2 separate regions of the Homo sapiens genome follow, and region 1 is linked to region 2. The links are chromatin contacts, found by Hi-C or POLR2A ChIA-PET in ENCODE. All regions are on one chromosome and are shown on one strand. The core of a region is the stretch at or near the end of the contact, and the rest is flanking DNA. Distances in the headings are between cores, read along the strand shown. Region 1 overlaps CIROZ (ciliated left-right organizer protein containing ZP-N domains). Region 2 has its middle 91 kb from the start of CIROZ.

Region 1 (6,592 bases), core at 3,361-5,860, 54 kb after region 2:
CTCAGGGAGGCAGGAAGGCAGAGCCCAGGAGAGGAAAGGGAGAAAGCCGAGTAGATGCATCTACCCAAGGACCCCGCGTGGAGCCTGGAAGCCACATTGCTGCCTCCCGCCCTGGGCCACCCTGTCCGCAGCTGGCTGATGTAAAACACACATGTTTTGACTGAAGCCGCTCTCCCCCCACCTCCTGAAAAACGCCAACATTAAAGGGAGCGTAGCTTTGTAAAACTGAAACTGTAAAATGCTTCTGAAACCCAGCCTGGGGGATTAAAGAAACCACATGAAAAGGGACTCGGGACGACCTGGATGCTGACTTCCTGTTCAGAAGTTCGTTCAACATGTGCCTCCCACCCGGGCCCGTAGCGTGTATGGAGGAGTGGGAGGGAGGAGGAGGGAGGAGGAAGGCCAGGGCCAGTGGAGGCTGGCGGGTGCCTCAGGGGCCTCCAGAAACCCAGAGCATGGCTAAGTCTGAGGCCTGCAACCCTAGGCCACCGCCTTCCCAGGCCTCTGACCTCCAGGGGCTCTGGGGAAAAGGGTTGATGTTGATCTTGGCCTTGGGACCCTGCCCTGTAGTAACAGAGGGGTCAGGAGAAAAAGACCGTAGGCACCCGATGCCCTACCTCCCTGCCTCTGCCAGTCTCCCCTGCTGTTCCCAGCATGGTCCTCCCTGGCCCTGGGCATTCGGAGATGTAGAATGTGCTTGGATCCCAGCTCAGCCTCCCATCCAATGGTAGTTAAGAACCTTCCCCAGCCAGGCACAGGAGCGACTGTGGGTTCAAATCCCAGCTCTGCCATTTCTTAGCTGTGGGTCCACCCAGGAATCCTAAAATACTCAACCCATATGGCTGTTCAGGGGAATGTGCTCAGCAGGGTGCCTGGCATGTAGTAAGGGCTCCAGGAATGGCAGCCACCACCAGCAACCACCCACCTTCTCCCCACGGGGAGGTCAGAGCATGCAGTGTGTGTGCAAGGATGCTAGGGCCGGATGGTGCAGCCAGCGCCCTGTGCTGCGACTAGAGGGACGAGGCAGTTCCTCCTCTGCCCCTCTCAAGACTGGGTCCAACTTTCCCCCCGGTCCCCTTCTTACTACGTGGCCTTGGCCAAGTCACCTGCCCTCTCTGGGCTCAGGGCCTGCATCCTGGGGAAAAGAGGAGAAGAGGAACTGGGTCAAAGGTCCCCTCCAGTTCAGATGTTCTAGTTTGGGGCCAGAGGATGAAAAGGAAGGAGGAAGCCTGTCTGTCCCCTATGGCTGAGGGACCCCAGCAGGTGTAATAAGTGATTTCTGGCACTACGGCTGAAGACGGGGCCCACTGTCCAGGGCTGTGTCTGGGAGAAGCCCTCTCTATGGACACTCACACCCCCCGGATCTTGCACAGGTCACACAGACACAGACAGCCATCCATCACCCACACACACCACAGGCCACTGGGTGGCCACCACCCCCCGGCTTCATCACAGCCCTCCCTCTGCTACATAAACTCCCCATGCCCTCCAGTGTCCCCCGCAATCACTTACCTAATATTAGGATATTAAAAAATATGGCAAGATTTTAAGAGACTTATTAAAATGCAATTAGCAGCGTGTACGACTTAAGCAGAGAGATTATTTTTAAAAATGACTTGATTGTGCGGAATACCACGCACCTTCCCGAGGCCGTAAACCTGCCAATCACACACGTTCTCAAACGAGGAGGTTTCCTTGCTTTCTCTTTGTCCTTCAGGCTTTTATCCTGTCCCCCTTCCCCCAGTGACCACTAAGGCTATCGTCCCCAGCCCACAAAAGCCACCCACCCACGAACACAGAGACCCCTCCAGAGGCCCCTCAGAAGGAAGCCAAGGGTTAATGAAATCCAAAGCAAACCCTGGAGAAGCTTTGAGAAAGCAGCCACGGGGTGGGCAAGGGGATGAAGAAGCCCCCTCCCACTTACTCCCACCCCCATGGTCATCTGGATCCGGGCAGAGGCTGCCACCAGGGTAAGGTTGACAAACTCTCCTTGCCATGAAGGGACAAGGGGTTGGAAGGGCTGAAGGGAGGAGGAAGAGGTCCCAGGGAGGGGGCTACTGCTGACCTTCTCCGAAGGCTGAGCCTCAGGGACCCGGGCGTCGCAGCCCCCGGCAGCGCCCACCGGACGGGCTGGAACGGTGGGTTACGCTGCCCCCTGCTGCTCGCTCTCTGAACTGCAGCTCTGCTCCCGGGACCTAGTATCGGAGCGAAGGCATTGGCATGGTCCCAGGGCCAGCCCTTCTCCAGCTGGGTGGCCCACGAGGCCCCCCGGGGTCTTCCACAGGGTTAACCTGAAGAGAAACATGCATCTGGAAATGGGGGGATCTTCTCTCTGGCCGCCACCTCCCACGCAGCCCCACCCCTGGCTGGAGGAGTTTATCAAATAATTTGCTACTGCCTGGCATGACGCTCCCCCTGGCACTTTTATTCCAACCATAAAAAGGCCATTTCATTGAGAAATAAAGCCCCATCCCCCTGACGTGTAACTCCTTTCAGAGCTCTTACTCAACTGCCAGGCAAAATTTATGTTTCCTGGATGTTAGTGCCTAAGATTGCAACTGGGAAGTGGGGAGAGGGCTGGAAGGGGGAATGCCTCTCTGGCGGGGGAACATGCATTTGCTCTCTTGGTCTAAGAAGCCCCGGAAACCCAAAGTGTCCAAGAGAGAGCCCTCCCCTTGGAATGAGGAGGCCGGGGTTTGGGCCCTCGTGCCACCATCTGCTGGTTGTGACTTTGGGCGGGCCCTGAGCCTCAGTTTCTTGCTCTGTAAAATGGGAAGAACAATTCTTTTCTCCCTGGAAGGGATGGTGCTGGGCGCAATGAACAGATGGAGGTGGCAAGTACTTGGAGGTGTATGAGAGTCAAGTGTTGTATTGTTATGGAGGCTGTGACATTCTCTGATTTAGGGGGTATCCCTCACAGATTCTCTCATGCAGCACTTCTCAACTTACACAGTGGGGCGTCAGAACCCCCTGGATGGCTTCAGTCCTGCAGCCTGCCCAGCCCCACCCCCTGAATTTCCGGATCTGTAGGTCTGGAGTGGGGCCCGATAATTTGCATTTCTCTAACAAGCACGAGGTGGGGGTGGGGGGGTGGGAAGGGCTGCTGTTCCGGGACGCTACTTTGAGAACCACTGTTCTGAGGGCTTTTCCATCTGGGATCTGGAACGGCTCAGCCTGGTTGTTGGGAAAGGAACCAGGAACAGGTGGGAGGTCATCTGTGGAGCAGGTTACAGGTGGGCTCTGGCTGCCTGCATGGGAATGAACTTCTGTCCATATCGTCCCATCTTGTCCTCCCACCTGGCTTGGCTTAATGTCTCTGGCAGCCCCCAGCCCCAGACACCAGACCTGTGAGCAGCAGAGGTGTTGGGCGGTGGGCCGGGGCTGGGCTGGGCTAGTGATAATGGACCCTCAGAAGAGAGAGGTTCTCCCCTGGCTGCATGAGAGATTCTGAACATCCCATCTGCATGGGATGGCCCAGGTGTCCTCCTGGATCAGAGGTTGCTGGGCCATTCACTCCGGTTTCCAAACAGCAAAACTGAGGCTCAGAAAGTGAACTGACTAGCTCAAGGCCACATGGCTTGTGGGGACAGATCTGGTCTCCAGACCTCCAGAAGAAAGCACTTCCCAACCACACTGCTTCTCTGGTTACATAGTAATTGGGAGGATTACAACTAAGAAACTGAATAAAAGGTATCTGGGAGGCTGGGCGTGGTGGCTCATGTCTGTAATCCCAACACTTTGGGAGGCTGAGGTGGGCAGATCACCTGAGGTCAGGAGTTCAAGACCAGCCTGGCCAACATGGCGAAAACCCATCTCTACTAAAAATACAAAAATTAGCCAGGTGTGGTGACGTGCTACTCAGGAGGCTGAGGCAGGAGAATTGCTTGAACCCAGGAGGTAGAGGTTGCAGTGAGCCAAGATTGTGCCATGGCACTCCAGCCTGGACTGCAGAGTGAGACGCCTTCTAAACAAAACAAAACAAACAAAAAAAAAACACTAGTAAGTCAGGACCTTCAACCAGGGACAAACAATGAGCCTGGATGCTGAAGGGCGTGAAAGGCTTTGTGCTCAAGAAGGAAAGCCCAAAAGAGAAACTGGACCAGCTCCAGCTGCTCTGTGTAGCAGGAGAAAAGTACAATAAATGCAACACAGCCTTTGGACTTCATGCGGAGTCGTGGGGGCATAAAAGATAAGAATCCAAGCCGCTGAGGGCGGGGAACCACTGAGTGATACCTAAGCTGTCCAAGATCTCCCGGCAGCTGCTGACCCCGAGGGAAAGAGCTGCTCCCTGCCAGACTTTCACTGATCACAGACGTGTCAGCCATAAACAACTGACTGCAAGACCTGGGAGGTCTCAGCAGGAAAACCAGCAGAGGCAACACCCGTGCGTGTCCCGGGAGCAGGCATGGGTGCCAGCCAGGTCTGCCCTGGTCACAGAAATGGGGTTGTCCCATCTGGAGGGAGAATGGGAGCCTTCCCGAGAACCCTGAGCACTTTCTAATTAAGCACGACTGCCCCGCTTTTGAGCGGGTGCAGATCGAAGCTGGGGGAAGGAAGAGAAGTAAAGTGGTTTGTTCCAGCTGCACGGAGCGCTGAGCTGGGAAGAGTGCCCAGAACAGTTAATGCCCAGACCCTCTCAGCCTTGCAAATCGCCGCCCGCCTGGGGGGTGAAGAGCCATTTATGCCAGGTAAAGGCTGGTGATTTCATTAACTCCCTTCCCTCTGTCTCGTCTCCAAGGGCGCAGGGTGGTTGTTAAACACGGGAGGACTTGGTAAAGGGTCAGCCCTTGTTTACAGGACTTTCTTGTGCATGTGTGCCCCTGGTCTACCCTGTCCCAAAGCTGGGGGGCTCTACAGGGATGGAGAAAGGGCAGGGGTGGATGGAAGTGGATGGAGGTGGAGGGGAGGAGGCAAAGAGAGACAGAGACTGATTCCTGGGAGAAACACCACGGCCAGTGTTGAGATAAAAGATGCGAGATGGGCGGATCACACGGTCAGGAGTTTGAGACCAGCCTGGCCAACATAGTGAAACCCCATCTCTACTAAAAATACAAAAATTAGCCGGGCGTGGTGGTGCACACCTGTAATCCCAGCTACCCAGGAGGCTGAGGCAGGAGAATCGATTGAACCTGGGAGGCGGAGGTTGCGGTGAGCTAAGATCAAGCTACTGCACTCCAGCCTGGGCGGCAGAGCGAGGTTCTGTCTCAAAAATAAATAAATAAATAAATAATCATAAAAAGACGTGTCACGTCTCCAACGTCACCAGGCAGCCACCTTCCCTGCGTCATCTGGACGCAGGTGTGGGAGGGGCACAAGCCCTCAAAGAGGAGACCCTTTGAGTCACCTTTCCTTTCAGTGGGGCTGCTGCTCTGTCCCTCTGACATCCACTCTCCAGCCAGCCTTTTCGAGCATCTACTCAAGGCTACTGCTTTGCTCAAAGGCCCCTGTTGGACGGCCCATCAAGGCCAAAATAAAATCTGGGCTCCTGACGGGGCCCACAAGCCCTGGAGGCCCATCCCCGCTGCACTCTCCCGCTCACACCACCAGCTTCCATGGCCTTCTCTCCATCCTTCCAGCCCTCCTCAGGGCCCTTGCTCTTCTGTCCCTCTGCCTGGATGCCACCCCCAGCTCTTTCTGCGGTTGCCTCCTTACTTCCTCAGAGGGGTCGCCCGACCTTCCCACCCAAAGCAGCTCGCAACCGGAGTTGCCTGTTTGCTCCTCTTGAGAGCAGGAAGCATTGTCTGAAATTGTCTCATGTGTTCATTGTCGGTGTCCAATCCCCCTCTCACGTACACTCTAGAACTTTCCCTCCCACACCAGGGATTTCATTCGATTCACTGAAGCCTCCCCGGGGCTGGAACAGTGCCTGGCACCACCGATGAGGCACTCCATAAACCTTTGTTGAGTGGTAGAGTCCCAGACACACACTGTGGGAAGGCAACTGGGAGGCTAGGGACCCTCCCGTATGAGCCTACGGCATCAGTGCTGGGCTCTAACCACTGACCCCACCAGCCTTTGAAGATCATCCGGCCTCTAGCCATGGGCTCCTGTGGGCCTCCTCCAGCTCAGGCCACCCAGCCCAGTGTCCAGGGTGGCAGCCAGAGACTCAGGCCTCCTCCTGCTGGCTTTCCCTCTAGGTGTCAGGCTTCCCCAGGCGTGGGGGCCGCCGTCCCAGGGCAGCGGCTGCCCGCAGGGGAACCGCCTGGTAGGGCTGGTGGGGGCTGGTCTTGGAGTCATGGCTCGGATTCGAGAAGGGAAATCATCTGAGCTTTTAAAAAATTAAATGGAGTCAGTAATTTGATTTCAGAGAGAAGCTGAAAACCTCGTAATGGCAGGAGCAGCTCAGTCTCGTGGTGAAAAGGAAAAGCCTTAAATGGGGCTATTAAGCTTTTGCCCGGGACGGATCTGCCCGGAGAGGGAGGAGGAGGGAGCGCAGAGGGGGGAGAAGTCTTCTTCGAGGTGGGGACCGTTTATCAGCCAAGACAACCCTGATTATTTATTTATTTATTTCTTGTTCCGGGCGGGCGTTGCCGACGGTCTCCTCTTCTTGGCTGCATTTCAAATCCCACTTCCAGTGATGGGTCTGCCTGGA
Region 2 (6,380 bases), core at 1,861-4,360:
CTGGACAACATAGTGAAACCCTGTCTCTACTAAAAATACAAAAATTAGCCAGGGGCTGGGCGCGGTGGCTCATGCCTATAATCCCAGCACTTTGGGAGGCCCAGGCGGGTGGATTATTTGAGGTCAGGAGTTCTAGACCAGTCTGGCCAACATGGTGAAACCCCATCTCTACTAAAAATACAAAAAATTAGCTGGCGTTGTGGCACGCCCCTGTAGTCCCAGCTACTTGGGAGGCTGAGGTATGAGAATCACTTGAAGGCAGGAGGCAGAGGTTGCAGTGATCCGAGATGGCGTCACTGCACTTCAGCCTGGACGACAGAGTGAGACTCCATCTCAAAAAAAAAAAAAAAAAAAAAAAATTAGCCGGGCATAGTGGTGCAAGCCTATTATAAATTCCAGCTACTCGGGAGGCTGAGGTGGGAGGATCGCTTCAGCCCAGGAGATCGAGGCTGCAGTGAGCCTGGGCGACAGAGTGAGACCTTGTCTAAAATAAATAAATAAATAAATAAATAAATTGCACGAAAGTATTATTTATCTTGATTTCTGAGGGGTTTTTGGCGCCCCCTGAAGTTTTGCACTCAAGTGCCTCATTCGCGCCCTACCCAGGTCCCCGCCCAGGATCACAGGATTTGTGACCCTGGCCTTGGCCTTGTCCCTAAAACCGTCACCCGGGTCTCCCAGGCGAGAGGGGCGGGAGGCTCCAGACGCCCAGAGCCCACAGCTTCCCGCCCGGGGCGGCTGAGCGGTCCCGGGGAGAGCCCTGGAGAGAGACAGAGAAGGGGAGGCGTGGAGCGGGGCCCCCACAGCAGAAGAGGGGCAGGAGGGAGGCGAGAGGGGGCCGGAGTCTGGCCCGAGACAGAAGGGGCGGAGGGGCGCGGGGTGGACGCGGCCCGGGGGTCCCAGACGGGGCGCCCCTCCCCACCCGGCCCGCCCTGCCCCACCCCCCGGCGCGGGAGGCCCCTGCTCCGCAGTCGGCGGCGCCCGGGGGAGGGGGCGCTGTGGGGGCTCCCGGCCGCCCGCCGCCTGATGCGTATCGATCGCAGCCCGGGGTCGACGCGGGGGCACCAGCTGCCGGCGGGCGGGGCGACCGCACATTAGCGCGGCCGGGACCACTCCCCGGAACGCGGGCCGGGCAGCCCATTAGACGCCCCCGGGCGGCCGGGCGACCACTGCACGGGCGGGGCGAGGCTGGCTCCAAGCAGGCGGCCCCTGGGCGGCCGGGGCGGGCGGGCTGCGGGCGCAGCAGGGGGTGCCAGGCCTGGCTCGACGGGCGAGGCTGCAGGCCCCTCCGAATCCCCGGCACGCCCGCCCCGGCTGGCTGGCTCCCTCCGTTTCCCGAACTGCGCTCCAGCCTCCAGACCTTTGCCCGCGCTCTGCCCCCTGCCAGGGACGCTCCCCTGCCATCGCTCCTCACCAAGCCTAACCCCGCTCGTTTTCTGGCTCCCTGCTTATTAGTGGGTTCCTTGAGGAGATTGTCCTGACACCTCTGATCCAGCCGCTGGCCTTGCACTTCTTCAACCGACCCCATGAAAGCATCTAGCTCCCCGGTACCGAAGGCATAAACACAAAAGCAGCAGGAGGCAAAACCAGCACAGCTCACAGGCGCTTCTGACAGGGAGCTCCCAGTCCGATTCCCTCTTCTGATCCCTGAGAGCAGGAGAGTATTGGGCAGAATTGGGGATGAATTAGAATCTACCACTTAACAGCTGCCCGACCTTGGGCAAGTGACTTAGCTTCTCTGGGCCTCGTTCCCACATCTGCAGCTTCATCGAGGCCTGGTGGGAAAAGGTCCATGTGGATCCTAATTCCTGCCCCCAGCGGGAGACTCCCAGAAATCAGTACCCAAGCTGGGGAGGGGACTGGAAACCCCATAAGGAGAGGTGGGCTCTGCACGCACTGTGGAATCTCCAGCGGGGTGTGGGGCAGACGGGAAACAGGCCATCCTCAGGCGCTGCTAGGGGCCTAGAATGGGGAAACTCCACACAGGCAACCTGGCAATCTAATGGGAGATGGCATCTCCCATCTAAGGCCAGCACCTCCCGCTGGGCCCCGGACTCATCCCTCTCACTGCCTGGGGACAGCGCTCCAACTCCATTTCAAGCGACAGGAGCTGTCTCTGTCTTGGGCTCATCAGCCTCATTTCTCCCTTAACCCCACCTCCCCTCCACTACCATCCTATTCTCAGACTCAGAGAGCTCCGGTTCCTCTCCTCCCATCCTCTGTGTCACTAACTGCTCTAATCTAGGGTCCAGGTAGCAAAGCCCAGTCATCAGCTCGCAGCCATTGTTCTACGAGTCCCATCAGTGCACTGGACCCAGTGGTCCCTACGCCCTCCTGAACGTTCCTTATTTGGCTGTTCCTCCCCGTTTTCTTCAGCTGCTCCTTCCAGTCTCCTCTGCAGCTTCCTCTTCCTCGTCCTCACCATAAACACCCAAGCATCCTCTGACTCTTCTCCACGTGCCCCCTCCCTCCGAGATCCCCTGCGTGCCTCTACTCTTTAAACACCAAGCGTATGCCGACAATTTCTAAACTTCTATCTGTGGCTCAGTTCTCTCCCCAGAGCCCCCCGCATGTCCATAGCCTGTCTGCTCCACATCTGCACTTGGAGAAGAGGCGGAGCTGCCTCTGCTCATACAGCCCTTAGCCAGCTAGGAGAAAGTGACTTTCTAAGGCAAAAGAAACTTTCTTTAAAACTTGGCACTGCACATGATTCCATCCAACGGCGGGAAGGCTGGATGGGAGGAGGCAAAGCGCACCCGCTTGCTCCAGGCCTGGCCAGGCAGCCCAGACTGGTCCTTGCGAAGGGAGGGGGAGGGGCACTGGCTCTGGGGTTTAATCAGTAGCATCCAGCTTCAGTTCTTCTCAACAGCAATTCCATAAATCAAACTTCTTGTTAAATCTGTGGCCAGAGCATATGCATCCCGTTAGAAGCAGTGCCGGGGCTGGGGCATGGTAGTGCCCCCACAGTCACCCCCTTAGCTTGGCCTGGGTTGGCTCGGAAGCAGCTTTCCTGGGGGCAGCATCCCAGGCCAGGCACACACTCCTGCTCACCCACACCAGGCACTAAGGCAACAGTCACACTCTGACCACTCCCCCCACCACCCCTGCCCTGTAATGCAGGCTTAACAGGTTTAGACTTGGGTGGAGGTGGAAATTGGGCATCCCAAAGAGGCTGTGAGCAAGAGGAGCAGCCTCAGGGGCCGCTCTGAGTGTGACTGCAATAGAACACTGTCCTTACCTGTGTGCAGGACCTGGAAGGTAGACAGGTCTATGATCAAAATGAAACCCCCTCGGTTATGCTGCCCTGGTATCATGTACAACCTGTGCAACCTTAACTGACAGTCCTGCTAATAGGTGCCTGTATTAGTCAAGATAAGATAAATTATGCTGTTGTGACAAACAACATTAAAATCTCAGTGTCTTAGAACAACAAAGGCTTATTTCTTTCTGATGATACACGTCCAGGGCAGGTAGGCAGGGGGCTTTCCTTCATGAGTCACTCAGTAACCCAGGTTAATGGAGGTTCCACCTCAGTGCCTCCTCCTTAGGCAGCCTCAGGACAGAACCGTCGGAGTTGGAGGTGATTAAATGCCCTGACCCAGAAATCACACATATGATTCCCACCCACAACTCTCTGGCCAGAGCTAGTCTCATGGCCACATCTAACTTCAATGTGGCAAGATGTACCATCCTCCTATGCACCCAACAGAGAACAGGGTACCAAGCTCTCAGTGATATCTGCCTCAGCACCCCAAACATAACATGTTCCAACCAAATTCCTCCCAGGCTTCCCAGCTGTGCTAATGGCATCTCCCCTTCTCCAAGGCTTGGGAGTCCTGGATTCCTCTCTTTTAAAAATATCCCACAGCCAGCCGGGCACGGTGGCTCATGCCTGTAATCCCAGCATTTTGGGAGGCAGAGGCGGGTGGATCACCTGAGGTCAGGAGTTCAAGACCAGCCTGGCCAGCATGGTGAAACCCCGTCTCTACTAAAAATGCAAAAAAAAAAAAAAAAAAATAGCTGGGCGTGGTGGCACATGCCTGTGGTCCCAGCTGCTTGGGAGGCCGAGGAAGGAGAATTGCTTGAACCCGGGAGGCAGAGGTTGCAGTGAGCTGAGATTTGCCACACTCCAGCCTGGGAGACAAGAGTGAAATTCCATCTCAAAAAAAAAAAAAAAAAAAAATATATATATATCCCACAGCCAGGTGATTTGCAAACCCTGTCAACTGTATTTTCAAAATTCATCCAGAAGGAAACCACTTCTTTCCAGCCCACACTACCCGCCTGGGCCGAGCCACCATCATCCTGGACTGTCACAGCAGCCTCCGAGATTCTACCTTTGCCCTCTATGGAAAGTCTCCACTCAGCAGCCAGAGGGATCTTGTTAGACATAAGCCAGATCACATCGCCGCTCTGCTTCAAACCCTCCATGGCTCCCACTGGCACCAGAGAAAAGCCGAAGTCATCACATTGGCCCTCAGAGCCTTGCCATCTGCATCTCCTCCATTATCTCTCTGATCTCACTTCCTCCCACCTCACTTCTCACTCTACTCCAGCCCCACTGGCCTCCTTGCTGCTCCTGGGACAGTCAGGCCACTCTGCCCCAGGGCCTTTGCACTTGCAGGTGCCTCTGCCTGGAGTGCTTTCCTTTCAGATCTCAAAAGGGCTCTCTCCTTCACCTTCCTCAAGACTTGGCATGAATATCTCTTTCTTGGGGATATTCCCTGACCTTCCTATTTGAAATTGCATGCCCACTCCTATACTCTCTTTCTCTTTCTTTCTTTCTTTTTCTTTTTCTTTCTTTCTTTCTCTCTCTCTCTTTCTTTCTCTCTCTCGCTCCCTCCCTCCCTCTCTTTCCTTCTTTCTTTCTTTCTCTCTCTCTCCCTCCGTCCCTCCCCCTCTGTCTCTTTCATTCTTTCTCTCTCCCTCCCTCCCCCCTTCTTTCTTTCTTCCTTCCTTCCTTTCTCCCTCCCTCCCTTCCTCCTTTCTTTCTCTTTCTTTTTCTTTCTTTCTCCTCTCTCCCTCCCTCCCTTTCCTTCCTTCTTCTTTCTTTCTCTTTCTTTTTCTTTCTTTCTCTTTCTTTCTTTCTTTTTTTCTTCCTTCCTTCCTTCCTTCCTTTCTCCCTCCTTCCTTCCTTCTTTCCCTCCCTCCCTCCCTCCCTCCCTCCCTCCTTTCTTTCTTTCTTTCTCTTCCTTCTTTTCTCTCTTTTTTATTTTTTGAGACAGAGTCTCACTCTGTCTCCCAGGCTGGAGTGCAGTGGCACAATCTCAGCTCACTGCAACCCCCGTCTCCCAGGTTCCAGCGATTCTCACGCCTCAGCCTCCAGAGTAGCTGGGATTACAGGCATGCACTATCACACCTGGCTAATTTTTTGTATTTTTAGTAGAGATGGGGTTTCACCATGTTAGCCAGGTTGGTCTTGAACTTCTGACGTCAGGTGATCTGCTTGCCTTGGCCTCCCAAAGTGCTGGGATTACAGGCACGAGTGGCCACACCCAGTCCCCTCTACCTGCAGTAGCATTTTTTTTTTTTTTGGCCAGGAGACTTGCCACCTTTTAACAATGTTAAGATTATACTTACTGTGTTTACTGTCTGTTGCCCCAACTAGAATGTAGGGCAGAGATTTTTATCTGTTTGGTTCACTGCTATTTACCTATCATTTGTATATGTATATATACATATGGCGTAGTGGCTAAGAGCTCAGACTCTGGAACCAGACTGCTGGTTCAAGAACCAGCTTTGCTACTTTCTGTGTGATTTGGGGCAATTCACTTGACTTCTCTGACTCTCAGTTTGCTCATCTGTACAATGGGAATAAGCCAGGCACAGTGGCTCACACTTGTAATCCCAGCACATTGGGAGGCTGAGGCGAGCAGATCACTTGAGGTCAGGAGTTTGAAACCAGCCTGGCCAACATGGTGTAACCCCATCTGTACTAAAAATACAAAAATTAGCTGGGTGTGGTGGCAGGCGCCTGTAATCCCAGCTACTCGGGAGGCTGAGGCAGGAAAATCGCTTAAGCCTGGGAGGTGGAGGTTGCAGTGAGCTGAGATTGTGCCACTGCACTCCAGCCTGGGAGACAGAGTGAGACATTGTATCAAAAAAAAAAAAGAATGGTACCTACCACAGGAGTTGTAAATTTCAACAAGCTAATACATATAAACTGCCTGTATAGTACCTGGCATAGACATGCTTGGTATATGTTGGCAATTACTATTTTAAAACTTTGAACCTATAATTCTACTTCTATTCACTTATAATAAAGAAATGGTCAGAGATTGTTCTGATTATGGGCAAAGATTTACATACAGTAGTTTCCTCATGGTGTTTTTTGTTTTTGTTTCTTGGTTCGGGGATTGTTTGTTTGTTTGTTTGTTTTT

The links. A loop is a pair of places that touch in the nucleus more often than their neighbours do. ChIA-PET counts read pairs that join two places held with the same protein, here RNA polymerase II (POLR2A). Pooled maps may share reads with other maps.
Region 1: a map of GM12878 shows a loop between it and region 2 (4-fold over the local background). The contact joins two enhancer-like sites. A Hi-C loop is called at or near these places in 2 of 168 maps with a recorded cell type or tissue (GM12878 and prostate gland) and 1 of 50 pooled maps. POLR2A ChIA-PET finds 5 or more read pairs at or near these places in 3 of 52 experiments (A673, PC-3 and activated CD4-positive, alpha-beta T cell).

What each region holds. Positions count from the first base shown.
Region 1 is chr1:10,939,986-10,946,577 of GRCh38, forward strand. CIROZ (ciliated left-right organizer protein containing ZP-N domains) reads right to left here. Exons shown (of 13, transcript NM_001170754.2): 13 at 6,490-6,592. Among named protein-coding and RNA genes, the nearest start is that of CIROZ, 39 kb to the right of the region's middle. RefSeq lists enhancers at 350-399, 1,631-2,196, 2,197-2,760, 5,679-6,482 and a silencer at 430-509. Within about 2 kb of position 4,611, at least 6 of the 41 ENCODE cell types and tissues checked have a DNase peak (open chromatin) inside an H3K27ac peak, as active enhancers do.
Region 2 is chr1:10,887,806-10,894,185 of GRCh38, forward strand. No RefSeq gene overlaps it. Among named protein-coding and RNA genes, the nearest start is that of CIROZ, 91 kb to the right of the region's middle. Within about 2 kb of position 3,111, at least 3 of the 41 ENCODE cell types and tissues checked have a DNase peak (open chromatin) inside an H3K27ac peak, as active enhancers do.